Regions from separate parts of the Mus musculus genome. Here region 2 is linked to region 1. A link is a loop called in an ENCODE intact Hi-C map of the cell type or tissue named here. Cell type or tissue: left cerebral cortex. All regions are shown on one strand. Links, peaks and the distances in the headings refer to the core of each region. The heading gives the core; the rest is flanking DNA. Region 1 holds the start of Mmp16 (matrix metallopeptidase 16). Region 2 has its middle 220 kb from the start of A530072M11Rik.

Region 1 (16,511 bases), core at 6,397-8,896:
CTCTGAGATTTTGTGTTTTAGAAATGATAGGGAAGCTACACCTATAACTTAACTTTATGTATTCTACTCAATACCTGAAAAATAACAATATCAATAGGTGTAGTACTGTGGATGGGGAAACCTTAGGGAATCACACCACTCAATGAAGAATAACAGGCAACCAATGACTTAAAAAAAAAGAAAGAAAGAAAAAGAAAAGGGAGATTCAGCCATTCACAAGAATGAGTGCTCTAACTAGTTATCCAGTACAAAGTGGACAGTGCCACATTATAGAAACACAAGCTAGACTAAACAGTCTCAGCAGGAGATACATATAAACATATTATATATGGTATATACATCATATATCAACCTAAATGTTTTAAGGCCCTTCAGTGCCTCCTAGATTAAACTGTTTTCACAAGTTGCTACAAAACCTATCCCTTTACTCTCATCTACTTGCAAGTGCCTGTTGAACTCACTAGAGGCTATGTATATTTTGTAATATTGCTTATGTAAATGCAAAAGTGTGAAGAAGAATTTAGCTACTTCTTTTTTTCATTTAGCTACAACAGGTATTTGAGAAAATGTAAACCAATGCTCCTTTTCTTAAAGTTTGGTACTATTTACTTTTCATAAAGTATATTTTGTAAGACAAATATATCAATACCATCCTTCGTGAATTTGTAAATAAGTATTTTAAGGTTTATCAAATCTTTCTAATAATATAGCTCACATATGAAACACATTTTAGAGTTATTTCGATTTTCATTTTCTTTTAGATATGCAGAGACTATAGCTGTGATATGTCACCTGATGCAGACTTTGAATATTTATCTATGAGGCTAAAGATAGGGGTTGGCTTTGGCGGTGGGAAGTCTTGCAGAAGAGCCATGGAATAGGAATAATGGAGCATGTGAAGACTGGAGCTACTAAGTCCCAAAAACCAGGCTGGTCAAAAGAAGTGAAAAGACTGGAGGTCGGTTTAAATACAGGGCATGAGGCAAATGGGCTGAGGTTGTGACTGAGTGCCAGGAAGCAGGAAGACTGGTACCTAGGCTTGAGGTTTAGGAAGTACCAGTGATGAAACACAAGGGAGAGAACATGTTGAGAGAAGAGATCCATCTCTTGTTCATGAGGGTGACAGATGAGAACAGAGGTGTAAGTGAGAAGAAAGATCCAAACTGGAGATTAGAAATCAAAAAGAGCACTGGCATTCCTGTAATGTTTTAGCAGTAGGAGTGAACTACTCAACTAAACACAAATGTTGGACAACAGTGTATTCTACAGTTAAGCGTCTTAACATTTCAATTTATTCTTTCACATGTCAATTTATGGGACATAGTATATGGAATTATCACCTACCCATAGAGAAATTTAATCTGACATTAGGTTGATTACAGTGTCAACTTTTGAACATAAATAATACAGTTACAATTTCTTAATATTCTTATTTTCTAAGCTTAATATCTATGTCTGTTTGGGTTCCACTCACATACACTGAGTGCTCTATTCAGACTGTTCTTTTCTGCTTCTTTCCACATGCATGAATTATATGCTCTGGAAGAACATTCATGTGTGTTATCGTGGGGGTGGAGGCCAGAGCACAACATCACATTCCTTCCGTATTCACTTTCCACCTGATTTTTAAAGATAGATTCTCTACCAAGAGTTTGATTCCGGAGAAGGACACACTAGCCAATAAACCCCAAGGATGTTGCTGTCTCCATCTCTGGCATTCAGCTTTCTGTTCCTATGACCTCCTTTTTTTCTTTTCTTTTATTGGTTATTTTATTTGTTTCAAATGTTATCCATCTTCCCCGTTAACCCCCCCTCCTCTTCCCTGTTCCCCATGATTCTATGAAGATGCTCCCCACCCCCTCACCCCTCGGTGATCACACACTCTCCTTTTCTAAGTGAGTGATAAAGACCTAGCTTCAGGTCTTCCTGATTATATGAACAACATTTCTCTGTCTGATCTATCACTGCTTCACTTATCATCCCGATGCTTAGTAAGTTGTTATTTGATGACAAACACACAGAGTTTTACCATTTGGGGTATGGCATATTTATTTATTCCAATCACTACTATGGCACTTCACTGATAAGTCACTTAGAAATGTTCCAAATCTTCAGACTTTACGAACTGTTAAGCAGAAACAGTTTCTTGCATTTAGGCATAGTTATTTCCCACATACCATGGCAGGGTAATTTTGAGTACTCTACAAGTATCCCTTGAAAATGAGATGCTCCAGTCTGCCTAGAATAGGTGAGCAGGCATTATTGCTATTGCTTGCTAAAAACCAGTTATTACATCCTCTAATCGATTTGGTTGCTTCCCCTATCCCTGGCTAGTGAGTTCAATAGTAGGCACAGAAACCACAAGGAGAGAAACCTCTACAGATCTTTCATGTGTTCCTTTTTTGTATTATTTTCTCTCAGGATGTTGGCTATGGTGCTTTCAGTATGCTTGTTCCATAAAGAATAGTATTATTAGGAAGTCTGGCCTTCTTTGAAAAAGTATGTCATTGTGAGGGTGGGCTTTGAAGTTCTCCTTCTATTCTTAGGCCCTCCCCATTGCAGAAGAGAGCTTCCTTCTAGCTGCCTGAAGATGTCAATCTTCTGGTTACCTTTGGAACATGATGTAGAACTCCCAACTCCTCTAACACCATGACTCTCTGGATGCTAACATGCTTCCTGCCATGATGATAGTGGACTGACCCTCAGAACTTCTAAGCCAGCCCCAATTAATTGTTTGCCTTTATAGGAGTTGTCTTGGTCATGGTGCTGCTTCACAGCAATGGAAATGCTAAGATATTGACCTTTGAACTCTAGCCACCTCAGTCTCTCCAAACTTTTTATATCTTGAGAGTCTGGGTTTGCCAAACGTAGTTTTTCCTCTTAGTCACACTTTTGAAAACCATTACAGAAAAGGTTGTGACAAAAGGATGGACCATCTAGAGACTGCCATATCCTGCATACACTAACAAGATTTTGCTGAAAGGACCCAGATATAGCTGTCTCTTGTGAGACTATGCCGGGGTCTAGCAAACACAGAAGTGGATGCTCACAGTCAGCTATTGGATGGATCACAGGGCCCCCAATGGAGGCGCTAGAGAAAGCACCCAAGGAGTTAAAGGGATCTGCAACCCTATAGGTGGAACAACAACATGAACTAACCAGTACCCCCCGGAGCTCTTGACTCTAGCTGCATATGTATCAAAAGATGGCCTAGTTGGCCATCACTGGAAAGAGAGGCCCATTGGTCTTGCAAACTTTACATGCCTCAGTACAGGGGAACACCAGGGCCAAAAAGTAGAAATGAGTGGGTAGGGGACTGGGGGGGAGGGTATGGGGGACTTTTGGGATAGCATTGGAAATGTAAATGAGGAAAATACCTTAAAAAATATTGAAAATAAAAGAGCATTAAAAAAAAAGAAATAGTTAACCTCATTTGGTACCAATTCCTAGAGATAGTTCAGCCTCTATTAAACATTAAGTTATTAGGAATCATGTGTTTATTTGTTTTGTACACTTTGAGAGCTATTTTTCATGGGGAGGCAATATTAAAAATATGATTTAATGTATATAAGCAACTCTTATTCTGAAGATGTTATTTCATCATTGTTCAATATCTGTCCTTAAGTCTTTAATGTTACAACAAATGTGATCATTATCTTCCCTGTTTTACATGTGAGTAACTGGAGAATGAGTCATTACCTCTACCCACTCAAGTTTACAGTGTTTAAGGGGCACGGTATCTAAAACTATCACACACACTGGGATGTACTGATTTAAGAGAAAGCAGAAACATTATGGGATAAGTTCTTAACACCGATAATTTCACAAAACGATCTAGAGTTTACCCTACTAAGCTGGTTTAGACACAAATCTCCTTTAAAAGACAAATGAATAAATTATGAGTCATGAAAGCTACACACAGTAACAATCATAAGACCCAGAAATCTTATTTAATACATATGCATCAGTCACCAACTACACAACTACAGCACGGGCTGGATATGAGGCCTTATGATAAGATGTAAGGATTTACTCAATTATATTTTGAAGCATATCTCTCTCTCTCTCTCTCTCTCTCTCTCTCTCTCTCTCTCTCTCTCTCTCTCTCTCTCTCTCTCCTGTCATTCCGTGTGTATGTATGTTCTTCCCTATTAAGAAATTTCCTTTATATTACAAATGAACATTTTGAAATTACATATTTGTTATCTTGAACTTTCGATACAACTAATAAAAATATAAATACAGAAATTATCAAAAACCATATAACACTACAGGCTACAGACACACCCAAACACACAGTCTTTCACACAAACATGCTTTCCTGCAGGTCATCATAATGTCCACCTCTGATGAAAGTTTTCTTTTATGTTTCTAAAATGGTCAGTAAATTTCATCATAAAATATGCTGAAATGTTTATGACCTCTGAACATATTCAGTAGTAAACTACATTGCTACAAATTGTTGAGAAAAAGATTATAATTCAGCTTACATAATATGGAATGTCAGATTAGGTCTTAGATAGGTTATACATTTCTAATGCTTAAAAATCATAATGGATATTTAACACTAAAACTTTATTGATTATCAGATAATCACTGTTGAATCAAGCAGTCAAATCTAGGCCCTCTATTCAGTTTTACTCCAGGTAAAACTTTCATAATGAACTCAGGTCCCTTGAATTCATTATGTATATTAAATATTTATTTTTATATTGGAGTATAAAAGATGTCATAAGTGGAAGTGGATCCAATGTCCCTTCCTGAGAACCTGGAAATCATTTCTTACTTAAACTGACTTAGGAGCCTATGTTTCAGACATAACCTTCGTACTTTAATTCTAGGTTTCTCCCCCAAACACTTCATTGGAATGTGTTTCTGGAAAGTGTGCGACCTCACAACACTATAGTGATAATGAAACCTGGTAATTCAGGATATTAAGGTTTAAGCATTTCATTGTTATTTAACATTGCTTTTATGGTTAAATTGAAACAACTGAAGTCGGAGGTCATTCCATTGACCTAATCTCCCAGATTTTTCTCTAGTAAGTACCTAATGACAAAGGGTGCCTATTTCTGCACTTCTAGTCACAAGAGAGACTATAGGAAGTAAAACTCCTCTTACTCTCGGTCTCAAGGATGAGTGACTGTTTACATGTTTACACTCTATCATTAAAGATGTGCTATTTACAATCAATGAAAATGGCTAATAAGTGGATATTAGCCAAGAAAAAAAAAAGTACAGAATACCCAAGATACAGTCCACAGAACTCCAAAAGCTCAACAAAGCTGAAGTGCCCAAATGAGGACACCTCAGTTCCACTTGGAAGAAAGAAGAAAGTAATCACAAGTGTAGGGAGGAACCTGGGAAGGAAAATGGACTGAGAGGGGGGAGAAAAGGGAAGGAATAGGGGTGTGAAGTGGGGAAGAGGGGGGAATCTTATCTGGTATTGGGTGAGGGAAAAGGACTGAGGGCCTGTAGGCCAGCAGAAAGAATGTAAACAGGCAACCTCACGAAATAGGAGGTTGGGGGAATCCTCCAGAATGCACCAGAGACCTGGAAGGTAAGAGACACTCATAAATCAAAGGGAGGAATCTTAGATGAAATGCCTGACAGTAGGGAGAGGGAACTTATAGAGCTCACCTCCAGCAGGAAGACAGGGCATCAAGTGAGGGATGGGGTTACCATCCCACAGTCACATCTTTGACCCATATTTGTTCCTGTCTGAAAGAATTACAGGGATTGAAATGGAGAGGAGCCTGAGAAAAAGAAGGTTCAGATACAGGCCCAAAGTGGGATCCAGCTCAAGGGGAGGTTCCAAGGCCTGAGACTATTAATGAGGTTATGGTGTACTCACAAAAAGGGATCTATCATGATGGCCCTCCGAAAGACCCTACAAGCAGCTGAAAGAGTCAGATGCAGATATTAGCACCCAACCAATGGACGAAGAGGCTGACCACTGTTTTTGTATTAGGGAAGGCAGAAAGCAGCTGAGGATAAGGGTGATCTTGCAGGAGGGCCAACAGTTTCAATTAATTTGGACCCCCAAGATCTCTCAAACACTGGACTATGAAACAGACAACATACACCAGCTGATATGAGGCCCCCAACACAGATACAGTAGAGGACTTCCAGGTCTGTGTTCATTCAGAGATGATGCACCTAACCCTCAAGATACTGGAGGCCCCAGGGAGTTTAGAGGTCATGTGGGGTGGGGGTGGGGCATACAGGGGGAGTGGAGAGGAGGTGTGGGATGTGGAGCAGTCAGAGGGTGATAGGGGGGCAGCAAATAGAATATTGAGTGTAAAATATAAATTAATTTTAAAAAAGAAAGAAAATGGCAAACCTGTTGGAAGCAAATGTTGCTGCCTAATTCTGAATTACCCATGGAGTAAACTATTATCCTTAATCCCATACAGGTGCAAAGCAGTCAGTGGCATAAGAAAATTTGCTGCTATACTAAGAATGTTCAATCTATACAAATGGAGTTATCTGTAATTGGCCGGGATTCGAGACTAAATTTGTTCTCAAGGATATCCAAGCAACTGGGCATTCATTATTTTCTGCTACCTACTTGCATTTGTTTCATTTAACTCATGCTGAAAGAAAGGAGGAGTAGACATTTGGCTTCTCCTAACATTTTCCAACTTGTAAAGCAGATTCAGAAATATTCTGAAAATACTAGGTGCCCCAAGACACTTGAGAGGAAACAGGCAAGCAAATGTTTAAAGAAAGAATGAATGCACAAAAGATAGATACCTAAAACAAACACAAATATCAATCACTACAAACGATTATCACATGACAGTGATTCTGCTCTGAAAAGTCCCCATAGAAAAATTCTTCTGGTGATATGCACTGAGTTTGATTATTTCAGACATGTGCTGAGGCATGTGACTCATGTCACATCAAGTGCACACAATTTGGAGACATGAAATGCCATTAATGACAGCATCCAGCTTCCCCTAGAAGGATATTTCTCTGCCTTCTCTTGTCTATAGCTAAAGCAAATAGTTGAAATTTTCATTCCTTTAAATAGCTTGCATTCTTCCAATAATTATCTCTCCTGAAAACATAGCTTATTTTGCTTATCCATATCTCACTTAAGTGACTAGACTAAAACACATTTCTAAAACCTGAATTGCATTTGTGAGTAGGTTATACCTTAATTAAATGTTGGTACTCTCTAATGTATTAGTGAATGTCTTCTTATTTACATACTTCTCCCATATAATAATCATTTTTATAAGTTATAAGCTTTTCAAGTTGAAAGACTACTGAATCTCCTGTTTAAATAAGTTAATTTGATAATTTGGTGAATAACTTCTTTGTCATCATAAAAACAATAGCATAAACTGTATTTCAAAACCTGTCTTTATTGGAAAATAGTCATATACATATAATAAATACTAGGAAAATAATACAAGTAGATATCAAAGGATTAAATAACCTTTTTGTACATTTAAAATTTGATGTTTGCAACACAGAGTATAGCAGGTATTATCAAACTAAACTTATCCACCTCGTTTCTAAGTACATGACTCATTTTGGTCATACCAAAAGCAAGTGCAGTCATTGAAAACATAGATTATAATAACCTTTGCCACAACCATGAAAAAAAATATATAAAGCAATGCTACATGATCACCTTCTTTAGCACTCTGTCAGGCTAAAAACATCATTTTTCCCCCAAAGAAACATTAATTTGCATCTGAATTGAGGAAATATGCAATTCTTGGTTCCAAGTGATGGCCATTCAGGCCAAGTGACATCTTAAATCATGAGCTATGTGCTTACAATAAAAAAATCTTTGATTGTCTATGAGTCTTTGGGTGACATCAGATTCTACCTAGTTTCTTTGATTTTCAAACCAAATTCTTCTAAACCACGATAGTATTTAGTAGACAGCTCAATTGTGCCCTCTAGCCTCTTTTCATATACTGCACTCAGAGGTCACATTTAATCAACCTATTTTATGGCTCACCAAGCTGCTAACAAATCCAAACATTAAAAAAGCAGTGTACCAGCGGTGTAGGTGTTGAAACATCATAAACTCATTGTTACATGACAGGAAGCATCAATCAAAGATGGTTTCAAAAATCATACCAAAATTCTACAAATAACTTTCATAAGGAAAAGTAATGTAAGATAACTTTTGTTTCTTTGGGATTACTTACATAATTATTTAACACTTATCATTTTGCATGGAATTTCTCATTGGTTATATTAGCTGCATATTTTAAGAAATAAATATTTCTCAGGCTCAAGATTAAATATGGGGTGAGAAAGATAAACTAGCAGTCAGATGATATGTCAAAATTATCTTCCACAATAGGCAAAATGAGCACACATGATACATAGATAGGAGATAGTAAGACAACAAACCTGAAAGGCAGATATGATAAATATCCGCTCTCTAGGCACTTACATACATACATACATACATACATACATACGTAATACATGCATTATTGACAGATAGAATGGATAAATATTTAGATACATAGATAGATACATACATACATAAAAAGATAGATAGATAGATAGATAGATAGATAGATAGATAGATAGATAGATGGATGGATGGATGGATGGATGGATGGATGGATGGGTATGTTGATGGATGGATGGATAGATGGAAAGATGGATGGATTGATGGATGGGTGCATGAATGGATTGATAGGTATCCATTTTGAGATACACCCTCAAGAAACTCACACAACATATTCCAACTTCCTTTTTTTTTCTTAAAAATGTACCACTTATGACAGATATTCTGTTGTAGATAACATGTTCTTGCTTTTAATATTTATTTTTAAAGTTTGCTACCTTGGTAAAAAAATTAATTTTAGCCTAGTGCTTTTATTAGTAACAAGATTGGAATGATACTTGAGAATGAAATATCATTTTGTATCACTTTGCTGCTAGAGATGATAATGTGGCTACATGTAATCCATAACCGTGCTTAGCTCAAAGGCATTCAATCTAGAGAAAATTTGAAATATTTACCTTTAAACCTAAATTGTTCTCAAATTGTGTGATATGTATGCATATACCACCCCTGATATATCATGGGTAAATATACAATATATCCATGCTATATATACAACAGATAATGAAACAGAGACTAGCTACTGTAAGTTTGAAAATGGCCCTTTGTGCCTATTTGAAGGAGGGTGTTTTGTTTTGTTTTGTTTCCTCTGGTTGTTGTATTAAAATGCCTGAACAACTTAAGGGAAGAATTTATTTGGGTTCACACACTGAATATATAGTTACTTGTGGAAGAAAAAACAGAACTTGTGAGAACAGGTGTTCAGTTTCTATGCCTATCTTACTTAGTCTATACTTAGCATAGATCTCCCACCCTAATTAGTCAATCTAGAGAAATATTTCACAGACTTATCCTAGGTTTGTCTCCAAGGAGATCTGGATCTTGTCAAGTTAGCAATCAATACAAACCATCACAGCATTATTGGCAGTTTATTTTAATACTTGCTTCTTTAGAAAATGTCAATGAAAAATGGCTTGACCATGTTCAAAGCAGTTACTGAAAACACCAGACTTGATGTCATTGTCCTAGATGTCTACTCCATGATCCACAACATTCCACTAGGGATCGCATTGTCATCCCCAAGGCTACATGAAGACAAACTTATTATCTCTCTGTGTTCATGGAAAACGTTGTTTTTTTTTGTTTTTTTTTGTTTTTGTTTTTGTTTTTGTTTTTGTTTTTGTTTTTCTATCTTGTCTTGAAACTTGATGTTGAGGCTTTGATTATGATTGGTCTATAAATCACTTGATCCCTAAGTGGATACAAATGCACATGCTCTTTGAATTATAAAGTACTATTTTTGATGGTATTATTTTAACTATGAACAGATTTGAGCAAACTCTGCCTTGTAATGGAAGGTGTAAGCAGTACTTGACATTCTATGATAGTAACAGATGACATGACAAAATGTGAAAATCACGTTCTTAAGCTAAACTGTCTAAGGGAAAAAAAACACAGGAAGAAAATGTACTGATGTTATCATGATTGATTTCAGGACATTATAATGCAAAAATAGAAACGATATTTAAATGACATCTTTCAGACTGGCTGACTGTGATCGACTATTATGTAATTTGCTGTTATCATGTCAATGTCCTCTGTATCAACATTGATTTACAACTAAAAATAGTGATGTCTAAATATAAATATACATCTATACATGCACATATATATGTAGATATATATTGTTTAATCACGTGAAGAAGTTATTCCTATAATATATATGCCAGTATAGTATTCATTCAAACATCAAAATAAGCTACAAAGAAAATAGTATCATCTTTCAAATATGCAAACTGTATCTTCCAGAGACTGTAAGTGTTCCAACAGAAGCAATGGGATTTTATAGAAGGCAGGAACTCTAGTGTCAGGAGTGGTGTTCTTTATCAGTACATTCCTGAAAAACTTCTAATTAGTCATTCATAAATCTTCAGAAAAGATACACTGTGAATAGCTGCAGAGTGTCTCAAAATGAAATAAATCAACATGTAATAACAATTCAACAACAACAAAAAATTTAAACTGAACAAGTTCATTAATATTTTCTCCTTAGTAACTACATACCCTAAATAAGTAGAAACTCCATATACAGCCCTTTTAAATTTATTTTAAAAGTAAGAAAGTAGATGTTGAATATAACTTGATATTAATTTTCTAGAAGAGTCTGAAAAAAAATCCAGATGAACCCACAGAGATGGACTTCAAATGTCAGTGGACGTTTCAAGAGGTTGTCAGAACAAATGTGCCTCCCCAGTCTGTGTACCTTTATAAACACTTCTGAAAGAACTCTAGATTTAGGCAACGCCTGTCCAGGCAACTTCCAGAGAGAAAAGCAGAGCCAATGTGAGACACAGGGAGAAGCTGGAGAGCCCAGAACTGTAACTTCTGGTCTCCTGGTTGTAGATTCTGTCCCTCTGAAACATTTCAAATGAGCAGCTCATGGAGTGTTCATTCTGCCTACAGTCCTATAACAGGTACACACACTTACAAATTAGTTACAGGGTCCCTGCTGCAGATAAGCTATCAGCTACTATGACACAGACTCATGGTATGTTGTAGGTAGAAGTTAGATCTGGATATATTTTTGTGAGCTAATTAAATAGTGAATGTGGAAGATTAAATGAAGTAGAAAGCAAGAAATAGGAAATAGAAGTGTCTCAACATACAGTACTTTTAAATCTATAAAATGTATGTATTTTTATCTCTTAAAATCTCTCATAATCAATTATTGGCAATTTCAAATGCAGTATACAACTATCCAAATGAAACTTTGACCTTTTCAGACAGATGAAACAAACCAGAAAATGATGAAGAGAACACAACCAGTTGTATAAACAAATATAAGAAAATGAAAAAAAAAATTACAGTCACAGTTTGTAACATTTTTAATGAATGATTAATATGAAATCTTCTTTGATTTAAGAAAATCAAACTTTGGCTCCTCAAGATTTTGACTCCAAACTGTAATCATCATTGTCAACTTGCTCTATGTATAGTTCAGTTTCACATGCTTTATTTTCACCATGGATCCTGCTTTCAATGTTTTTCCTCCTAGCAAGCAGGCATTGCTGTTCAAAATTCAATCTACAACTGCTAATATATATGACATGATATCCAAGTTAATAAGTTATTGCCATCAAAACTAAAATGTAATTCAAATTTCATAACAAAGAATGTATGCACCCAAAAAATAGACTCAAAAATCATGAAATCTCCAATTCCTAGTAACGACGTTGAGAATAAAATGATTCCAAGAGTATAGGATCTAACTCACAATTTCTTGTTAATAATTTAGCTGCTTCTGACCAATGACAACCTCAGCTTTCTGACCAATGAGTACCTGAGCCTTAGACTGTTATCCAATGACAGCAGTTTTGACTTTCGGTTAATATCAGTCATGCTGCTTCTCTGAAATGTGCTGAGTTACACTATTACCATTTCCAGAATACAGAGAGACCTCAGTGACGAATATGCACTGATGACTTAAGGAGCAATAGAGAAACACAGGCAATCTACCCATAGTACTATCTTTGAGAGTATCTGTTTTTTAATTTGATACTCTATTTGCTTTTTCAAAACCACACAAAAATACCTTTATCACTGGCTTCCATAAGAATATTATTTTTTCTACCACCCATTCTAAAAATAGGACATTCTAAATCTTTATTTTCTTAAAATCAGACAGGAATTAATTGACATGAATACCTCTGCCCAACCCCTTCTATAGGGAGAAAAAAAAAAAAAACAATACAGGCACCTTTTAACCTTAAATTATACAAATAAAAAGTATGGGAATGATCAAAAATTAAGTTCTTCAATGAATAAAACATTGTAATCTTAGTTGTCAGCATGAATGGAATCTCTCCAAAGCTCTGGTCCAACTTAATAACTTAGTGTATATATTAGGGAAAAAAAATCAGGATACTAGGAGCCTAAAGCATGATTGATACTACTGCTGGATATTTGGTTGTTTGGTTGGTTGGTTGGTTGGTTGGTTGGTTTGGTTTGGTTTGGTTTGGTTTGGTTGGTTTTTTGGCTTGCTTTTGAGAATCAATGGAATAAAGCATGCTTTTTGTGTCTGTTTTGCAGCCAAGACTAGAGTGTAGGGTACAAGTGCTTCTTCTGGGAAAGTAATGCAATATTCTTTCCGCTAGCATTTCCTATTACAAAGAGATATCGAGTAAATATTCATCAGGCACAAACACAAGTAAGAAATTGTTCTATTATCTTAGATACTGTATGATAATTTGATTTTACTATCAGCTACTTGATATAATATCACATGTGTGTGAATCTGTGTGTGTGTGTTTGTGTGTGTGTGTGTGTGTGTGTGTGTGTGTGTGTGTGTGTGTGTGTGTGTGTGTGTGTGTGTGAAGCCTAGACATCTAACCAAAGAAGTGCTAAAGAGCTTAAAAAGCTATTTGGAAATAATGCAAACTATGAAACACAATCTCCTATAAATCATTAGAAAAGTCCCTTTGTGTTAAGTAAGCTTACTAAGGTCTCAGAGGGCACATGACTCTTTCATCTGTCAGCTAAATCTTTGAATTGTTTAATAAGCATGGTTGAAATAACTCAAATGCCCTAAAATTGGAAAAGTGGCTCTGCAAACTATTCTTCACATAAACCTTGAGAGATGGAAGGAGATATTTGAAACGCAATGAAGAAATCATCTTTATAAAAGTATCTCAACCTCTTTCAGGTAACAATATCCGGTTGAACTGACTGAGAGATTCCAATATAAAGTAATACAATCTAACCTAGATTTAGCCTCACAAAACAAACCTAATAATCATCAAAACATTGATGTCATTTAATCCTGCAATGGTAAGTTAAGAGTTCTCCTAGCAGGCAGCTATCCACTCAGCCTCAGATTCTCACAGGAAGCAAGATGCTAACCAGGACTTACTATGCCTCACCCCACATCACAGTATCCTCTACCACCAAGCAACAGCCTGTTCTGTATATAGCATTACTAACAACAGCTTGCCAGTTTCATTCCTTCAGCCTATGAACTAGTCATTCCTCTATTGCAATTAAATTATCTACTCATTTAAATGTTAGTACACAATCCATAATGACAGCTAATTCCAAAAGTTCAACTTTGTCATCCAGAAAAGTCTGGACCTTCAGCTGCTTTCCATTGCTGCTTTTATGTAAAAAAAAAAAAAATCCATTGTGTGGTTTTCAAATTGTGGTTTCTTTAAAACATATCCCTACTTAACATCTGCAAACTTCCTTAATTCCTGTGATGTTGGCTTTTACTTTTTCAAATACGTTGCTTCTGCCCCGTTATATGGAGTCCAAAGTACAGTCCATAGAAGACTCTACCTCCACACCTGGCACTTATTATGAACACTTTGCTTATAAATTGGTTCCATGAAGCATGTTCAAACCGTGTGCAACAGGTCCAACTATTGTGTAAACAGGAGCTCCTAACACAATAGGAACAAGAGCCAGTTCTTTGCAACCGCAAAGAACCACACCAATCGGTGCTAATTCACTGGTAATTCTTTTTGAGATATATAAAGCTGTGATAACTACGGGAAGTTTGTGTTACCCAGACCCTCCCACACCCCCCACCTTAAGTGCAATTTTAGTGTAAGGAACTGTGCAACAAAAAGCCCAGGTGTGCACAGCTTTTCTCGACTCACTGCACATGACCAGCTTTAGAGCTCAGTTGATGACAGGAAGAGCACTTTCACGAAGGTCTGACAAGTCCTTCTCCTTAAGTTGCCCACTGCTGTTGCTATATGCTCCCAAAGGCACCACAGGAAAACAAATGGCAACCAAAGATGTCTAGGCTTTGTCATGTCAGTGTGAAATCAAATTTAAAACACAACTCCAAACTATTAGAAGGGGCCACATTTATTTCCAGTCTCTTGGGAAGAGAGAGAGAGAGTAGGCTCTTAGAGGAGATAGATTTCATGTGCTCTGTACAGTTAGATCTAGTTACAGCGTATTAAGTTAGGTCTAATAGAAAGACACTGTCTGCTTGAGTGTTTTATCACAAAGTGATGTTATTAAGCATATCAAGTATTCCCATACTCTCCTTGGATTCTTTGATTTTTACCTCCCTTTGTTAGACACAGACCACAAGGAGAAATATTGCAGGAACAATACCCAGGCACATGATGCCAACCATCAATGTGGTTTCCCTAGCTATGTATGCAGCATAAACTCAAGCTTTCTTATAAAACTACACATTTGCTCTACATAGAGCTTTGCCTCTTTCCTGGCTAAGCAGCACCGGTCTGCTACAATGTGTCTCTGAGCGTGCAGCATGGTGCTTTGTGCAGCTGGGGATAACGGATTGTTGGTCTCCAGGCATCCATCACTTAGAACCCTGGCAAACTCAACAAGGGTTTTGGTTGCTGACTGGAAAGAGAAACAATGTGCTTTGAGCCTCAAGGATCCAAGAAGTGAAGGAAAGGTTCCAGGGAGCAGCCGAGCAAGAGGATGGAAGCATGGTACTCTTACCTCCACATTGAAATACTGCTCCGTTCCGCAGACTGTAGCACATAAAATCCAAAGCAAGGTTTGCAAGAAAAACACACCCGAACGATGCACGAAATCCAACCTTCTTCCAGAGCTGAATGCGAGTAAGATCATAGTGAACTGTGCCTCAACGGATGGACGAGCTCCCCTGCGTTTTCTCCCTCTTTCCGAATGTCCACTCCCTGTTTCCTTTTAAAAAGAAAAAAAAAAAAAATCCAGTCCTGGGGTGGGTAAAAGCTTGCAGGTTCACCCACCCGTCCAGGGATGGGGATGGGCGCCAGGCTCGGCAGCCGGGGAGAAACAGAGGAAAGGCAGGGTCAGCGGCGGCAAGTGTTCACCATCCTCACCCGGCCGTCGCCCGGAACGTGGCGCCCAAGTTCACCCGCGGTTCCGATTCCCAGCGCCGCCGAGTCGCAGCCGCCGCCTCCAGCCCGTGCGTCCTCCGCCTTCTCCACCTCCTACGCCGCCGGTGCCCCCAGTTTCTGCGGGAAGGGCCTCAGCCGCTCCCAGCTCACTGCCTCCACTGCTCCTTCCCTCCTCTCTGCTCCCCTCCAGAATGTTCATCGGTAATCTACATAACTCCTCCTTCCCGGGGTCTGCGGGGATCTTGGGGGCCCCGCGCGCACACACACTCAAACCACACACGCGCGCGCACGCGCTCGGCCATACACACACACACACACACACACACACACACACACACACACACACACACACACACACACATACTCACTCACCCGAAACACACGCAGGCGCGCTTCTTAAAGGAGAAGACTCAAGGATGCCTTTTAGATACTGGTACACTGGATTGGGTACCGGGCCCTTGCGAAAGGCCCTAGTTCGTGACGAACTCTTCTTTTTCCCTATTACCTGTCCCTCATCTAGATGTCTGGTACCTAGCACTAGAGAAAATCGATTCTTGCTACACCTCTCTTGCCCCTTGCCCAGGCATCTAAAAACAAGTGCGCCCCTCCCCAACCAGAACTTGGGTGGGGCTTGGGCTGTGGACCCGTGTGGAAGCTGAGGAGCAGTCTGGGCCTGGTCCTGAAGGGTATTCAGCATCTTAGTTAAAGATGTTCAAAAAGATCCCTAGTGCTGGAAATCAGGAGTACACCCAGGTTCCTGTGTGGTGCTTGGTAGTCTGGGTCAGTTATCCAGACTCACCAAGTTTGTAAGACCGAGATGGCAAATTTCTGCCATCAAAAACTTTGTTAGGGTCCCTTAAGTCTGTGGCCTCCTGTCTCCCAGGAGAAACATTATACAGAAACATTATAGGCTCAGGAAATAGGCACAGGTTTTTGGTAGGAGACCAGTCAAAGCCAGAATGAAACTACCCTCATCAAATGAGTGGTAAACACTCATCAAAATGCAGGGGTTCCAAAGATGTGGTCTTTACTACATCTGAGAAAAAAGGTTGAGTCACTGGAGAGAAGACAGCAGTAGAACATGGATAGAAGCTGAGGAA
Region 2 (16,511 bases), core at 8,830-11,329, 1.5 Mb after region 1:
GCCAGAAGTTATCCTGAACAAGGTATCCCAGATCCAAAAGGACATGCATGGTATGTACCCACTGATAAGTGGATATTAGCCAAAATGTAGAGAATAACCTTGATAAAACTCACAGAGTGTATGAGGTTTAACAAGAAGGAAAGCCCAAGTGAGGATGCTTCGATCACACTTAGAAAGGAGAAGAAAATCATCATGAGAGGAAGAGGGAGAAAGGGACCAGGGTGAAAAGGGGAAGAGGGAGAGAAGGGTGGCAGATCAAGTATGGAAGGAGACAGAAGAAAAGCCCAGAAGGCCATGAGAATGAATGAGAATATGCAGCTGCAGAGGGTGGAGGTTGGGGGCACTTCTAGAAAGTCCCAGAGACCTAGGATAGAAGAGGATCCCAGAACTCAATGGGGTTGACCTTAGCCAAAATGCCAACAGTACGGAGATAGAACCTGAAGGGACCACCTCTAGTAGATAGACAGGGACTCTCTTTTTTTTCAATTTTTTAGTAGATATTTTCTTCATTTACATTTCAAATGCTATCCCGAAAGTCCCCTATACCCTCCCCTAATGCACTCACTCCCACTTCTTGGCCCTGGCGTTCCCCTGTACTGGGGAATATAAAGTTTGCAAGACCAAGGGGCCTCTCTTCACAATGATGGCCGACTAGGCCATCGTCTGCTACATATGCAGCTAGAGACACGAGCTCTGAGGGTACTGGTTAGTTTCTATTGTTGTTCCACCTATAGGGTTGCAGACCCCTTCAGCTCCTTGGGTACTTTCTCTAGCTCCTCCATTGGGGGTGACAGGGACTCTCTTATCTTCAAATTTTTTGACCCAGAATTGTTCTTGTCTAAAAGAGATGCAGGGACAGAAAAGGATCAGACACTGAAGAAAAGGGCATCCAGTGACCTGCCAACTTGGTATCCATCTGGTGAGAAGGCACCAAACACTGACACTATTACTGATGTTACATTGTTTTTGCAGACAGGAGCCTGGCATGGCTGTCCTCTGAGAGACTCTACCAGCAGCTGACTGAGATAGATGCAGATAGTTACAGCCATCCATTGTGCTGAGGTAAGGGGGCCCTGTGGAAGAATTAGGGGAAGAACTGAAGGAGCTGAAGGCAATTGCAACTCCATAGGAAGAACAACAATATCAACTAAACTGTACCCCTCAGAGCTCCCAGAGACTAAGCCACCAGCCAAGGAGCATACATGGGCTGATCTGTGACCCTCCAGCACATATATAGCAGAGGACTGCCTTGTCTGGCCTCAGTGAGAGAGGATTGCCTAATCCTGTAGAGATTTGATGCCCCACAGAAGTGAGATGCTAGGGGAAATAAGGAAGGTTGAGGGAAAGGGAGGGGGCGCCCTCTCTGAGCCAAAGGAGAGAGGGAGGGGGTGAAGAACTCTGGGAGTGGGGACTAGGAATGGGGGCACATTTAAAATGTAAATAAATAAAATAATTTAGTAACAGATATTTAGGAAGAATACTTCTGGAGATTTCCTTAAAGTACTCCACGTGGAATATAGTTGATAACACTGCAATAGATACAGATATATGCCCACTTAAACATATATAATTGTCAGTGACCTTACTATAACTGTGCACTCTTTTTGTGGCACTTGTTCTTTGTACTTGAGAATGAGATTGTCATTAGATTTTACTTCCCATTCTTGATTAATCCTCAGTCTGGGCTTCTGACACAGGGACAATAACATGAGGAATATTCTGACGTGGTGAAGAAAAGTGGCCCAAACTCAGGGGAACCAATTGGTGATTCATTTTGGTAACTGAATGCTTTATAAAACAAACAAGAAGACAAGGGAAGTGAAGTTGGCATTTTGGCCACCTTCTCTGCCTGTGGTGTCTCAGATTCATTCTTAAGGAATGAGAACTTAACCTTCCAAAATGTCCAAAAGACCATCTTATACCCCGCCTCCCACCCCAGCTCCTGCAACACAAACGCCCAGTACACCAGGGTCTGTGGGATACAATCCATATAGTCATCTTACCTATAACAACTACAGGCTGTGAGGGAACCTGGGCACCAACACCAAGGTCATGGCGTCATCTGGCATTACAATTCCAAAGTCTCCAAAGCCACCAGATCAGCCACTGATGCCCTACATGAGATACAGCAGAAAGGTCCGGGACCAAGTAAAGGCTTCCAACGCTGATGTTAAGTTGTGGGATACTGGCAAGATTATTGGTGGCATGTGGCAAGATCACACTGATAAAGAAAAACAAGCATATTTAAATGAATATGAAGCAGAAAAGGTAGAGTACAATGAATCTGTGAAGGCCTACCACAATTTCCCTGCCTATCTTGCATATATTAATGGAAAAAGTCATGAGGAAGCTTCATTAGAGGAAGAATGTCAACAGAGACAGTCTGACATGGAGAAAGGAGTGCCTTATATGAGCATTCAGGGTCTGTGGAGGATCCAGATGATTATGATGGCTTTTCAATGAAGCACACAGCCACTGCCTGTTTCCAGAGAAACCACTGTCTCATCAGTCAGATCCTCAGTGACAGTGTGGTACTTGATGTGTGGTCGGTTGTCACAACAGCTAGAACACAGGTCCTCGAGTGACAGCTCCAGTCTTTAATGGTTCATCGGCAGAAACTAGAAGCCAAGCTTCTTCAGATAGAGCTACGACACCAGGAAATGAAGAGGAAATCCCAGGAAAGCACAGACTCCTTTGACAATGAACTTAAAAGGTTATGTGGTCTGTAGATGGAAGTAAACATGGAGAAAACTGCAGCTGAAAGCACACAGGTGGAGGAACAGGCCCGCAAGAGGCAGGAGGAGAGAGAAGGAGGCAGCAGAGCAAGCTGAGCAGAGTCAGAGCAGCATCACTCCCGAGGAAGAGCAAGTGGTGAACAAGCCCAGGAGAAGAAGGATGAGGAGAGCATCCCAATGGAGACAGAGGAGACACATCTTGAAGAAAAAGCAGGGAGCCAGCAGAATGGTGAAGAAGGCACGTCTATTCCTGAGGAAAAGGAGAGTGGGCAGGAGGGGGTTGACAGTATGGAGTGGGAAGGGACCAGTGACAGTAACACCGGCTCAGAGAGCAATAGCGCCAGTGGAGGAGCCGCCCACAGACCCAAGAAGGAGAAGGAGGAAATGTTGCCTTGTATGATGTGTCCTAAAACTTTTTTAAATGAAAAGATGGGGGGGTGTTAAAAACAAACAAACAAACAAATAAGAATAAAACAAGCAAGAATACAACTTGACCCAAGTGTAAACACACTCATCTGTCTGCACTTTGAGATCAGAGTGAACACGGGGACACCCTTTTCCTCGCGGACATTCATAGACAACATGACAAACCAAGATAGACTCAGAAATACTGTTCCCCCAACAGCACTAAACACAATTCCCTCGATGGCACTAATCAAGATGGACAGATTCATGGCGACAGAACCCATACATTTAGACTCACAGTGCACCAGTACCTAATGCCGGTATACCATAACCAAGGCACTGCCAGCACTCAAAATGCCTCCACCATGAAAAAAGACCACTCTGCTCTAGGCTCTTATCTGGAATGTAATTGAGTAATGTGATCATTTTTTCCTTAAGTATTTTTGTCTCTTGTCACTGATTAACATTTAAGTTCCCATAGAAATTTTATTTTGACAATCATATCAAGGAAAATTCATAAGAAAATTAAAATACAACCTGAAGTACACTTCAAACTGTGGAGTACAAAATATTGAATCATCTTTTACTGCCATGTAATTCACAAGTTACTGTTCAGGCCTTTTCTAGGACTCTTTTGAAAGTTGAATTCTTAAGTACTTTCCAAGTACAGCATCCATTTGAATAGTAGTGCTTTCCCTTGGTTATGGATTATGGTCTACATAAAAGTGCTTTGAAAATTGAAAAATATCCCAATGCTAATTAAAGCACACAACCACCAGGCCAAGTGAGGCATATGAAATTGCCATTTAATTCCAAGAACTGAGTACCTTCAAGGAGAACTATATGCCATTAAATAGTGTATGAGTGAAAGGTTGACAGACAAGGAATAAAGTATTTTGAATACAGAATAAGGTGCATTTTGAAAGTTCAAAAAAGTCCACAATTTTGGAGAAAAAAATATCTTTTGATCATAATAACAAAGATTGGGATGGAGAAATCGCTCAGCAGATATAAACACTAGATGTCTTCCAGAGGACCCAGGTTCAAGTCCAAGCATCCACATGACAGTTAACAACTGTCTGTAACTCCACTTTCAGAATATCTGACACTCTTTGAAGTCAACAGGTATGCATGGATGATGCACAGACATACACATGGAGGCAAAAATACACACGATTGAATAAATAAAAATAAATGTATTTATTTAAAAAGTAATAATAACAACAGAAAGACCATAGGTCATTGTGAGATGTGACACAACAGATTGCTTATCCAAAGGTCCTTTGTAAGGTTTGTAATTTGGGGTATTGCTTTGCATTTAAAAATGGAATTTCATATGTTTTAATTATATTATGTCTCTGCCAGCTTTAGTACTAATACAAATTCATAAGGCTAGGTGTCCCTTTAAAGGAGTTGGGATTTTAACCTTCAGTTCACTTACTGAAGTCACTATGTCTCTTAAAGGAGAACAAAATTAACCTCAAAATCCAAGGCCAACAATTAATTTTATAGGCTGTTCAACACCTATATGAAAGTTAGTCTGGTTATAAATTAGATTCACAAGCCTCCCTCATGCATATTTTCAGATTAAATTCCATTATAAACATGTCAAAGTTCAGAGTTGCTAAAGCACTACATTTCAGTACAGCCAGTAGACCATAAAACCAGTGCTAGACGTGAATTGCCTTGTGCATTGATAAAAGGCAGGAACCATGTGGAAAGCAAAGGTCCTACTCAGTCAGGATGAGACTGTGGATATCAAGAGTTTAAAAATCAGATAACCATCACAATGTTAAGTTACAATTCCATTTTGTGGTCCACTAAGTTGAAAAGTCCACATTATAATTATTACCATTATTACAAATTTCAACTAATAGTGTTACCTTTTGTGGAATGACTCGGTGAATGTCAATAATCTCTCCTTTCTAGTTGAGAAACTAGAAAAGGGAGACATACTTTCCCAATTCCCTTGCAACTAGTCCTCTATAAGCACGTTAGACTCCAGCCATACTCAGGCAACATGTGCAAGACAGAACTGAGGCAGAAACTATCTCTTGGCAGCAGAGGCAGTGGAGACTGCTACTGGAGCTGCTGGGGCTGCTATCATAGAAATCTTAGACTTTTCTACAAAATGTTTGTATCATCCATTTTCCAGCTTCCTGGTCACTCAGAAGCAGTCACAGCAGCAGCAGATTTTTAATTTAACTTCCTTAGGTAATGGTTCTACTTGATCATCCTCCATATTCCCCAGACAGCTCAGGAAGCAGCCAAAGCTGTTCTTTCTGTGGCACAGCTCTAATTGAGAGTCCAGCTGTAACACTTGTTCATATGGCTGGACCCTTCCAGAACATTCCTAAGCAAAGCCCTAGTTGCTTAGAACTCCTGTTCTAATGGAGTTCTGACTGATACCTCTCCTTTTTGGTGCTGTGTGTTGTTTACAAAGCAGTCTGTGTGTGATATAGTAAGAGTGGCCATGAATTGCAAAGACTCACTGCTCTCACTATCATATACTGGCCACCAATGCTGGTCTCACTATCTGCTGTCTGTGAAGTTACTTAACTCACCCTAGACTCGATTTCCTTATTTATAGAGAAAGGATTAATAATTACCTCTAGAGACAGGTTAGATAAGAATTTTTAAAAACACAGGCAATACACACTCCCAGGGTCAAGCTAGATTTAGTCTCAAAATATTAGTTCCCTTCTCTTTCCCATATCAGGTGATTTATATAAAAGTCATTTCATAGATGTTAGACATTGAGGAAACTATCTTCCCCTTTTTGTTCACATAGGTGTCTTAGATCTGCTAGAGTCTATTATAAAATAAATCTTAGTTCTTTTATGAGTATATGAATCTGAATACATAACCAGGCTCATATTAGGTTACCATTATAGGAATTTGATCAATTAATAACAAAATATATCACAATAAAATTACCAGACTGTGGGACATTGGGCTATGCACAAGCAGGCTGGTCTTCAGTCGAGCTGAGGTCTGAACTCTGGAAGGGTGATAATTCACCTGCATAACACGGTAGGCGTTCCCTCATGCTCCTGGAACTCTGGTTCCTGCCTAAGGTACCACCCCCCACACCCCCCACAAGAGAAGCATGGCTAGAAGTAATGTAAGCAATGTCCCAAGCTTCTGACCTCCAGGCTAAACTCTTCCCCACTTACCTACCAACAGTAAAGACCATAAAAGGGGCTGTTAGGCCCCTCCTCATCTCTCTCTTACTCCTCACTCTCACCCTCTCTCCTCTCTCTCACTTCTCTCATTCCTTTGTTCTCTTACCTCTCACTTCTCTCACTCCTCTCTCCTCTCTGTCTTCTCCTCTCCTCTCCTCTCCTCTCCTCTCCTCTCCTCTCCTCTCCTCTCCTCTCCTCTCTCCCTCTTACTCTCTCTCTCTCTAGCTCGCTCTCTCTCTCTCTCTCTCTCTCTCTCTCTCTCTCTCTCTCTCTCTCTCTGTCTCTTCTACCTTCTCTCTTTCCCCCTGCCTCTCTATAATAAATCTCTAAAACCATAGACAGTTTCTGCTCGTCAAGGCTGCACTCACTCTTGCCGGTGTGGGAACCTGTCTTCCCTCATCCCTCACTCCCATAACCCTGGGGCTTTGGGGAGTAGCCCTGGGGCTCCCAGGTTGGGCTGCCCCTTGTCAGCCCCCTGAAGAGTGGGTCAGAGGCTTGGATGACCACCCCAGGCTGAGTGAGAAGCGTGTGGCAGCTCTCCCATGTCTGCCTGTCCAGACCATCGGTGGAATTCTGGCAGATCGTGGGTCTTTCCTCCCTCCCTTCCCCAGGGCCCCTCTTTTAGTTCTCACACCAGATTATCTGCACTGAGTCATATCCCATCCACACAATGTCAAGGAAATAAATATAAAGAGAAAACAATTATAAAAATTCCACTTTTATAAATTCAAATATTAATAAGCATCCAAAGTAGAGCTGTTTATCCACTAGACCGTGTACTACTGAGAGCTGACCATAGGCATTTATTGCCTTTTTCCAACACTTTCCGACCATTTTTGAGGTGGGTACTAAGTAACAAGAACTACAGATCAGGTTCAGCCACTTGTAATGACTTTGATAGTGGGTGACTTGCTAGCCTCTGTGAAGTTTGGCCTTAACATGGATAAGAGAGGATAATAAGAATGTCCTATAGAGCAGCTGTAAGAATCAAATACACATTTTCAGTACTGTCATTCTCTTGGTAGTCTATACTCTGTAGTCTCTGGTTGCCAGTCCTAACAGATGACATTATGTTGCGAAAAACAGTTTTCTAAATGCTGTTCTTTCCTGAGTTTCACTGCAATCAAATTCTTCCAACTTGTGCTGGAAAAATACCATGGCATGGCTTCTGTAATTTCTTCTGCCCCTCTCCCTTCCTTTATGGCTTTAAACTCAATCATGTGATTATCTCCATCAAGAGGTCCAGCTGCCCCTAGATTTTCCACTATTCACCAGACAGAGCAAGATGGGCATCTGTCCTTACTCATTTCTCTTGATTTTGGCACTTGAATTTTCCCATAGGAATACAGCTCAGAAGTCTGAAAGACACAGACCACATGAGCCAATTGCCTTTATAACCAACCTTGCTCCCAGTAATCGTTTCTATCATTTAATGTCCGTGTCTACAATCGGTTACAAGTGCCACCTCTGATCAGAATTGCACTTGGTTTTAAGTATTAGAAGGTGAATCAAAAACAAAACAAAACAAAACAAAAAACAAAACAAACCCCTGCATATGATGTTACATGCCTTTAATCCCAGGAATCCAAAAACAGAGTCACACAGATCTCTGTGAGTTTGAGGCCACCTGATCAACATCGCAAATTTCAGGCCAGCCAGGGCTGCATAATGAGACCATGCCTGAAAAGGAGAAAGGTAGCAAGAAGAGTCGGGGATGCTCAGAGGTAGAGTGGTGTGCTTTGCATGCAGAGGACTTGGGTGCAGTGCCCAGCAGTAAAAAATTAAAAATAGACTAATGAGATATTTCCCTTGGTCTCAAACATTCAAGCTCTATCTTGATGCCCCTTCTCATCAGAGACAATATATCTTCACTTCTCTTTGGTTGACAGAAAAGTCAAAACAAATGGGCAGAGCCACATGCTTTTTATTCTCTTTTATGTCATGATCAAGAATTTTCTAGGACATTTTCCTTGTAGTTACTATTCTTATAAAACTCTAGGTCTCTCTTATGGTTTTGTCTTGTGTTCCAGTATTTGTTTAGATGCCATTTACCAAAGGTAAAAGAAATTTGTTGCCCCAAAGTAGTGCTCTCCACACTTATTCTGGAAGCTCAGCTCTCCCCTACCACCTTGAGTACAGACTACATTTACTGAATCTCACAAGTTTATTTTCATTAGAGAAAACATTATAGAGTAAAAGCTCTATCGGATCAACATGGAGTGATGTATGGAATATTACATGATTTAAAATGAAAGAGAAAAATCTGTTTCCCAACAAGATGCTATATACAGTAATTGACATTTCACAACTTTTATTCCTTGGTTGACTTCCTTATCAAATGCTTCAAGAGCCAGTAACAACACACTCATTTACACCGGAGGATCAAAGGTTTTGTTCCTGCTAGGGCTTCATTTCTATGGCAACTTTTGCTAAGATTTTTCTTCATTAGTTTTAGTAATAGCATCAACCCCTTATTGGTTGCCTAACATGTAGTAAGTAGGGTCCTGTTCCCTTCATAGCTCTATTTATTATTCTGTACAACACCCCTGAAGATAGGTGTTATAACAGTCATAATTTACAGACAAGAAATTTAGGAAGAAGCTGAAGAAGGAGTGGCTCTGAGAAGAGATCAGCACAGGTCAGATCTCAAGCTCATTACTTATCAGCAGTGTGTCCTTGGAAAACTGACAGTTCCCAACCTGCAAAGCAGGGCCAATAGCATTGTCCTACGGAGCTTTACAGGAGTAAATAAGTGCCTGACAGTGAGTCTGAAATACAAAGGCCATAGAAAAATGGGAAAGGAAATTGCTGAATCTGATTGCTGAAACAGAGGCCAAGAGACCATAAGATCTCCACAGCCTGAGCCATCTCCACTACAGTGAGATGATTTTATGAAAAATATGCATGTCTCTATACCCCACATCCTTCCAAAACAAAATTGAATAAATTCATATAAACCAGGAAGTTAATAGTCACTGTAATGATAACAATGAAAACTGAAAAATGAACTCATCTTTCTAGACTGCATCAAGGTCAGATAGGAATTTGGCAATAGAAGCCTCATTTCTCTTCCCTGGTTTCATATGGCATAATCTGACACTCAGTCTGTGTCACTAGTCTATGCGGTGCTCCATGAGTCAGTGCCTAGGCCCAGGCTGAGTCACATTGGATAGGCAATGATGCAGTCTGAGACACAAGAGATAGCAATTAAAAATGACCTTTGATGGTAAATTCAGTATCATGAAACCCAGGCTCTATACCTCAAATTAACAAGGAAAAAGCTGTATGGTTCAAGAGAGAAAATGTATGTGTTAAGATTGACTATACAATCGATGTGTAGGGGAAACAAAAAACCAAAAAAAGCAGTTCCTAATCATTCAGGGATTGGGACTGAACATAAAATCCACCCTTAATTTTCAGATGTCCAGCTTGGCACAACAGAGAGCAGTTTATTTCAAATGCAATCTTTTAAGTGCTTAGTGGCCTCAATATCTCTTTTATTGGTATCATTTTTTCTTATTTAGCAATTTATATCACCCCCCAGGCCTACTCTTCTGTATCTGATATTTTGTAAGAACTATCAAAATAGTCAAAAATAAATTTTAAGGAAACATTTCTATCATTCTACTCTTTCCTATTACCTCCTGCAGGGATACCAGGGCTGGTATATCTTTTCATTATCAGTGAGGGGTTATTTTAACAAGATGATTTTCTTGGAGACACTAAGGTGATATTATAATATTCCCTAATATTATAATATTATTCCTCAGCTCTGAGCCAGTCTAACAATTCAGCTTCCAGAACTAGAAAAAGGAAGTAGAAATCATCAAGTAGCTTTCTCTTTTACTGAACATTCTGTTTCTGGAAGATGAAAACCTTTCCTTGGGTGGAAAATGCCAGTTGGTTCTGACAAACACTTGTGAAACTTCTGTCTTCTTGAAAATAGCAAACATCTAAAAATTCACAACATTTTTCACAGATTATAAAAAATTAGCTGGAATAGGTGTGCTCTCAAAGGCCAAACTTCCTGGACTCCCAGCAGTGATTTCCCAGGAGGCTCTCAGGAGCATTTACAGGAGCCCTGCCAATTCCTTATGTACCAACTCAGTCACAGCTTCCCCCCCCCCACCACCAAGCTTCCTCTCTCAGAAAAGTGCATCCGTCTGAACTTGCCTTGCAGTCATCTTCAGATTTCTCTTCTTTCCTCTTATCACTTACACACAGTTTGTGCTGGAAGTTGCCAGCTCTTTGTGTCAAAAGCTCTTATCTATGTTAATGTCTATGTCTTATACATAGGTGGCTCTTCAACATGGCTCACCTGACCTACTTGAAGGAAGTTCAATGAACTCCTTGCTGCCTCTACTTCATTCATGTGGTCCCAGCATTTTCTGTCTAAAACAGATATATCTATCTGCCTAGAAAATGGTATCCTGATATCCTGATAGCTTACTTCTTCCCTGATGTCCTCTCGTGGCATCCTGAGAAGGATGCTGAGAAGCATCAAACTCTCCTGCCACACAGGAAACAACTCTCTTACTAAGCATGTTTCATGAACCCTAATCTCTCATCCTTAAGTCATAGTGTCCCATTGTTCCAAAATTTATAACCTATGGGCTTTCTGACCAAAGCACTTCCTCCTCCATTGCCTAACTCTCAAAAACTACTTTGACTTCAATGTTTTCCCTTCTTTAGGGCCATCTAGTAACCTCGTAATACTGATCTAAACACTCTCACTGTAGATCTGTGTATCTTGGCACCCACCTCCCTGTTTTTGTACAGGCTTACTATGACTCTTTAAAGCCCCCAGTGCATGCCCAACTTCTGCTCCTTGCCCCATATACTCCTCTCATATGTCACATACACCTGAACACATCTGACCACTTAGACCCTCAGAAGCACCCTACATCAAAATTACCCTCCACCAACTTCCAAGACAAACTTCCCTCTGCCCTTTCTTTTGAAGATTCCTCCATGACTAAAAGTTCTTCATGAGTGTATTGATGTTTATATACAGCAGCATATAAGCCACCCTGAGAGCAGTTGCTTATTATTTTAGTAATCACTGAACCTCAGAGACCAAACTCCTTGACTTATGCTTATTAAAGGAAATACATTTAAAATCATTGTGTTTGTTGAATTATCTTGAATTTCAGTTAAAGTTTTACATATATAAAGCTTGTATATGTCCACCCTTCTCCCTAGACTACAATTGTATTAAAACATTAATTGATTGTATTGATATTTTCTGATACTAACTGTCATATCAGGTTACCCTTAGTAAAACATTCCAAATAGAATTGAACTAAATAACTGCCCTAAACTATGCATTATTTATTTCCCCAAGTTAATGGGCAGTCGTTCCAGGAAAAACTGTCCCAAGCCTCAGGCCTGCCACTTATAAGCTGTGTGACCCCATGTTAACTTCTCAAAACCTCATATATAATAAAATTATCCCTTCTTAATTCCAAGATAGTATGAAGTTTAAATGAAGTTAGTTACTATTTTTTTCCTTTTCCAACTGTAACTACTCAAAGGCAAAGAAAATAATTGCTGCTTCATGCATACAGTTCATAATTGGTATAATTTATTGAGTACCTACTATGTGTCAGTTGTTTTAATAGCCATTCTTTTTATATTCTACCTTATTTAAATTAATCCTTAAGACAACCATGTAAGACTATAGGAATTGTTACATTAGTTATTTTTCTATTGTTGTGATAAAACACAATGATCAAGCCACTTATCAAAGGGAAATTTGATTTGAGGCTTACAGTTCCAAAGGGATAAGAGTTCTTCATCATCACAGCAAGAAAGCCTAGCAGTGAGCAGGCAAAGCTCCTGGAACTGGAAGCTGAGAGCTGAGGGCTCACATCTTAAACCACAAACAATAAGAGAGAACAATCTGGGAACATTGTGTGGCTTTTGAAACCTCAAAGCTGACTAGTGACAAGCTTCCTCCAACAAGGCCATACATCCTAAGCATCCCCAAACAGTCAACACCTGAGGTCCAGGAATTCAAGTGCCCAAGAAGATAGGGGTTAGCTATCATAGAAACCACCACAGTAGACAACCTTATTGTATACATAATTTTACAAAAAGCACAAGAGTCATAATTTTGAAAAGCCCAGTCACCTTCTGATGGGGCAAGGATACATAAATGCAAGTCTGTTATTATATTTATTGATCAGTTACTCTAGTTATCCATTTCTTTCTTGAAAATCCATGATGTCTTCTGAAAGGCCAAGGAATCACTGGAGAATTTCAGCTTCTGTTCTTCCTATTCATAAATCTAAGAGAACCAAGAAGCAAGCCCATGGCCTAACTGGTCAATTTATCTTGGGTGTTGACGAGAGTGATAGTGGAAATGGAGAAGAAGGGGTTTGTCTTTCTCAGTGTTGGCTCTCATGCAACTCTGTCCTACTTCTAAGAACTTCTGAGGCTGCCCTTCTATTCCAAGTCTGGTTCTCCAGTCCTCCATTCAAAACAGGAGAGCCTCCCAATCAGTTGCCTCTGCCATTAAACCAGTCTGTCGATAGCCTAAGCACAACCCCAACTAATACAATATACAAAAAATAAAAGAATTGGACTGAGTAATAAATTCTCAAAAGTTAATAAATAAACAGTACACTCGTGATTTTTTAAAGAATAAAATTTGTTGAGTTATAGATTTTGTGAAGAAGGAAGAAATCAAGGAAAGCGTCTCTTTTATTAGATATCTTCATTTACATTTCAAATGTTATCCCCTTTCCTGTTTTCCCTCCAAAAACCTCCTATCCCCATCTAACTCCCCCTGCTCACCAACCCACCCACTCCTGCTTCCTGGCCCTGGCATTCCCCTATACTGGAGCATAGAGCCTTCACAGAAACAATGGTCTCTCCTCCCATTGATGACCAACTAGGCCATACCATCCCCTGCTACTTATGCAGCTAGAGCCATGAATCCTACCATGTCAACTCTTTGGTTGGTGGTTTAGTCACTGGGAGCTCTGGTGGTATTGGTTGGTTCACATTGTTGTTCCTCCTATGGGGCTGAAAACCCCTTCATCTCCTTGGGTCCTTTCTCTAGCTCCTTCATTGGGGACCCTGTGCTCAGTCCAATGGATGGCTGTGAGCATCCACTTTTGTATTTGTCAGGCACTGGCAGAGCCTCTCAAGAGACAGCTATATCAGACTTCTGTCAGCAAGTACTTGTTGGCATCCACAACAGTATCTGGGTTTGGTGACTGGATATGGGATGGATCCTCACGTAGAGCAGTCTCTGGATGGTTATTCCTTCAGACTCTTCTCCACAATTTGTCTCTGTAACTCTTTACATGGGTATTTTGTTCCCCCTTCTAAGAAGGATCGAAGTATTCACACATTGGTCTTCCTTCTTCTTGAAATTAATTTGGTTTGTGAATTGTATCTTGGGTACTGTGAGCTTCTGGGCTAATATCCACTTATCAGTGAGTGCATATCATGTGTGCCCTTTTGTGATTGGTTTACCTCACTCAGGATAATATTCTCCAGATGCATCCATTTGCCTAAAAATGTCATAAATTCATTGTTTTTATAAACACACTCATAGTAGTACTCAGCTATTAAAAACAGTACACTCATGATTATATAGTCCTTTTTCATAAAAAAGAATGTAAAATTGTAAGTATTAGGTTGAAAGTCACATCAAAACACATCACAATGAAGAAATATAACAAACTAGAGTATCATCATTAGATAATGAAAGCACAAGCTGTAAATGTTGGGGGAATGTAGAGGAGAAGCAACACAAGTTAGAATGATCTGAAAGGCCCTACTTCAATCAATACATATTCCTGGATAAGGCCCTTATATCATCACCTAAATCAAACCCGAACAAAGTGATGATGCAGTTCTTCCTTTCTGATACACAAAGAGTAGAGCATGGAAATGGCTCTGAGCCTAGGCTGTGAAGTACTCTACTACTGGACTCTGAAAATCAGCACTAACATGTCACAGAAAGACAGACTTCTCCCAGAGTAGTGCTGAGTAGCTTGTATTGGATGACCATACAAATCACTATGAACACATTAGGCAATTAAATTCAAACACAGGTAGGGCACCTTGTAAGTGGAAAAGAGCATTCAGTGAAGAATTATGGGGAAAAATTATACAAAATCAACCAAAAGACTGCCCAAACGATGCAGAAACATTCCAAAGGACTACCTTAACCAAGATAGCAGCGAGAAAGCATTAAAGAAAGCTAATTAGCTAGGTCTTAAAATATAGATGAGTTTACAAAGGAACAGATAAAAGAGGTGCATTTTAGGAAGATTAGTCAATAGAAGTAAATAATGAAAGACAACCGCATAAACAAAACCAACAGTGTGTCAGGTCTGATTGTGAGACAGGCAAGAGGACAAGGATGGTATCCAGGGGGATGTAGGGATGGCCTGTGGAAGGTATGGTCTGTCATAATTCTACAAATAATTATATATAAAACCCTTCTTGACCAGATCTAAAACATGTTTACCCTTGTGGTCTATGGAGACCTCTATTCCTCTCAAAATTCCTGAGCTGAATATCAAAAGGGGATATGATGTGGAAGATATCAAAGTAGGTTAAGAAAAGACTAAGGTAGCCTCACAGAGTCTGTCTGCCTGTGAATTCAAAAATGATGCTATGACTCATACCCTTGAAAAGTAATTTAAAATTCAAAATGTGCAGAAACCTGTAATGCATCTGCTAGATTGAAAGCACCAGTAGGTCCATGCACATGTGCATCTGGTAACTACTCTAACCAGTACATGGTTGATGATCAAGAAATTTCATTTAACACATAAATTAATGTATTGATTTCATGCTTACCATTCATTTTATAAGGCAGGTGTTTCCATATCTTTCTTGTACAAGGATATTATATAGTTAATGACATATTGGTAAGGAAATATATGTAATCAAATTATTTTTTGAACATTTACTAAGAATAAATGACTCAGGGCTGTAGAGATGGATCAGTGATTAAGAGCATATGCTGGGAAGAAGTGTGGTTCCCAGTACCTGTATAGGTGACTCATGGCCATTTTAACTCCAGCTCCAAGAGACACAACATCTCTGGCCCCAATGAGTACATGCATTGATGTACACTTACCCACATACAGACACATACACATCATTAAAGATAAAATAAATATTTTAAGAAATGGCTCAAATTCTAGAATATAGAATTGAAAGTATACTCATAAGCTTGGTTTGTAAAAATTAGAATTACCTTCCCAGAAAGGATGCAAATTTACTATATCAATGATGATCTGATTAATCAGATGTTAATTTAAATGAAATCTGCCTTCTACAATGTAAGTAGATGGACACATTTAGCTTCAACAGATTAGACTACAATTTCTCTTGTAAAATGTGATGTTTCCTAGAAAAAGAAAGAAAAGACATCCTTAATGCCTGGCTTCCTTTGCTATAGTGACACCTACTGTTATTGACAATTCTTTGTTTCTAAGAGGAAAGATGCCTAGTCTTACAGCAACTTGATATGCCACATTTGGTTGATAGCCATGTGAGGACTGATATTTTATGAGGAAACCAGAGGAAGAGTAAATAGGGGGAGGGCACAAAGGGAAAGGAAGGAGAGAAAACTGAAGTCAGGAGGTAATTTATGAAAGAAGAATAAATTTTAAAACTTGACACAAAAAGTTGCTCTTTTCAAATTATCAGTTCCAGGTCCCTATAAACACACACACACACACACACACACACACACACACACACACACACACACACACACACACCAAAAAACAAAACAAACAAACAAAAAACAAAACAAAACAAAACAGTGAAGTCTTTATGGTAGAGGGCAAACAAGCATTTCAGGCTCTATATCATAACAGCACACTTCTGCATCATTCTGCAGAAGAATGTACAAGTAATTAGGTCAACACATAGACACTGTTAATCCCATGCTCATTTTGAGTTAACATTCAAGCTGGATGTCATCCAGACTGCAGATCTGAAGGACTGCAAGACTCAAGGCCCTTAGTGTATTCAATCCCTCTCTTATAAGGTCAATGACAGTGGGCAAAAAGAGAAACATATGGAGATGAAATGAAAGGGAAAAGTCACCAACACGATAAAATTCCAGAGACAAGGCTAGCTACCTCAAAAAGGAGCAAGACTAAACTGTAGACTATATTGTTTTCTTACCTTGTATATGCTGCTGGCT

What was found. Hi-C counts contacts between places; a loop is a spot of excess contacts. Peaks named below come from ENCODE experiments on the same cell type or tissue, not always from the same donor. Only the 100,000 strongest peaks of a DNase experiment are listed, where the experiment ranks them.
Region 2: a loop joins it to region 1, with 3 times the contacts of the local background. A loop is called at or near these places in 5 of 42 quality-filtered maps.

The regions. Positions count from the first base shown.
Region 1 is chr4:17,852,370-17,868,880 of GRCm38, reverse strand. It overlaps Mmp16 (matrix metallopeptidase 16), which reads right to left and starts at 15,589. Exons shown (of 11, transcript NM_001379519.1): 1 at 15,394-15,589; 2 at 15,029-15,235. The coding sequence starts at 15,160. In left cerebral cortex, for the core only: a CTCF peak has its summit at 7,932; a DNase peak (open chromatin) is centred at 7,917.
Region 2 is chr4:16,377,053-16,393,563 of GRCm38, reverse strand. It overlaps the pseudogene Gm11864. Among named protein-coding and RNA genes, the nearest start is that of A530072M11Rik, 220 kb to the right of the region's middle. In left cerebral cortex, for the core only: no CTCF peak of the experiment used is centred there; DNase peaks (open chromatin) are centred at 9,496 and 10,319.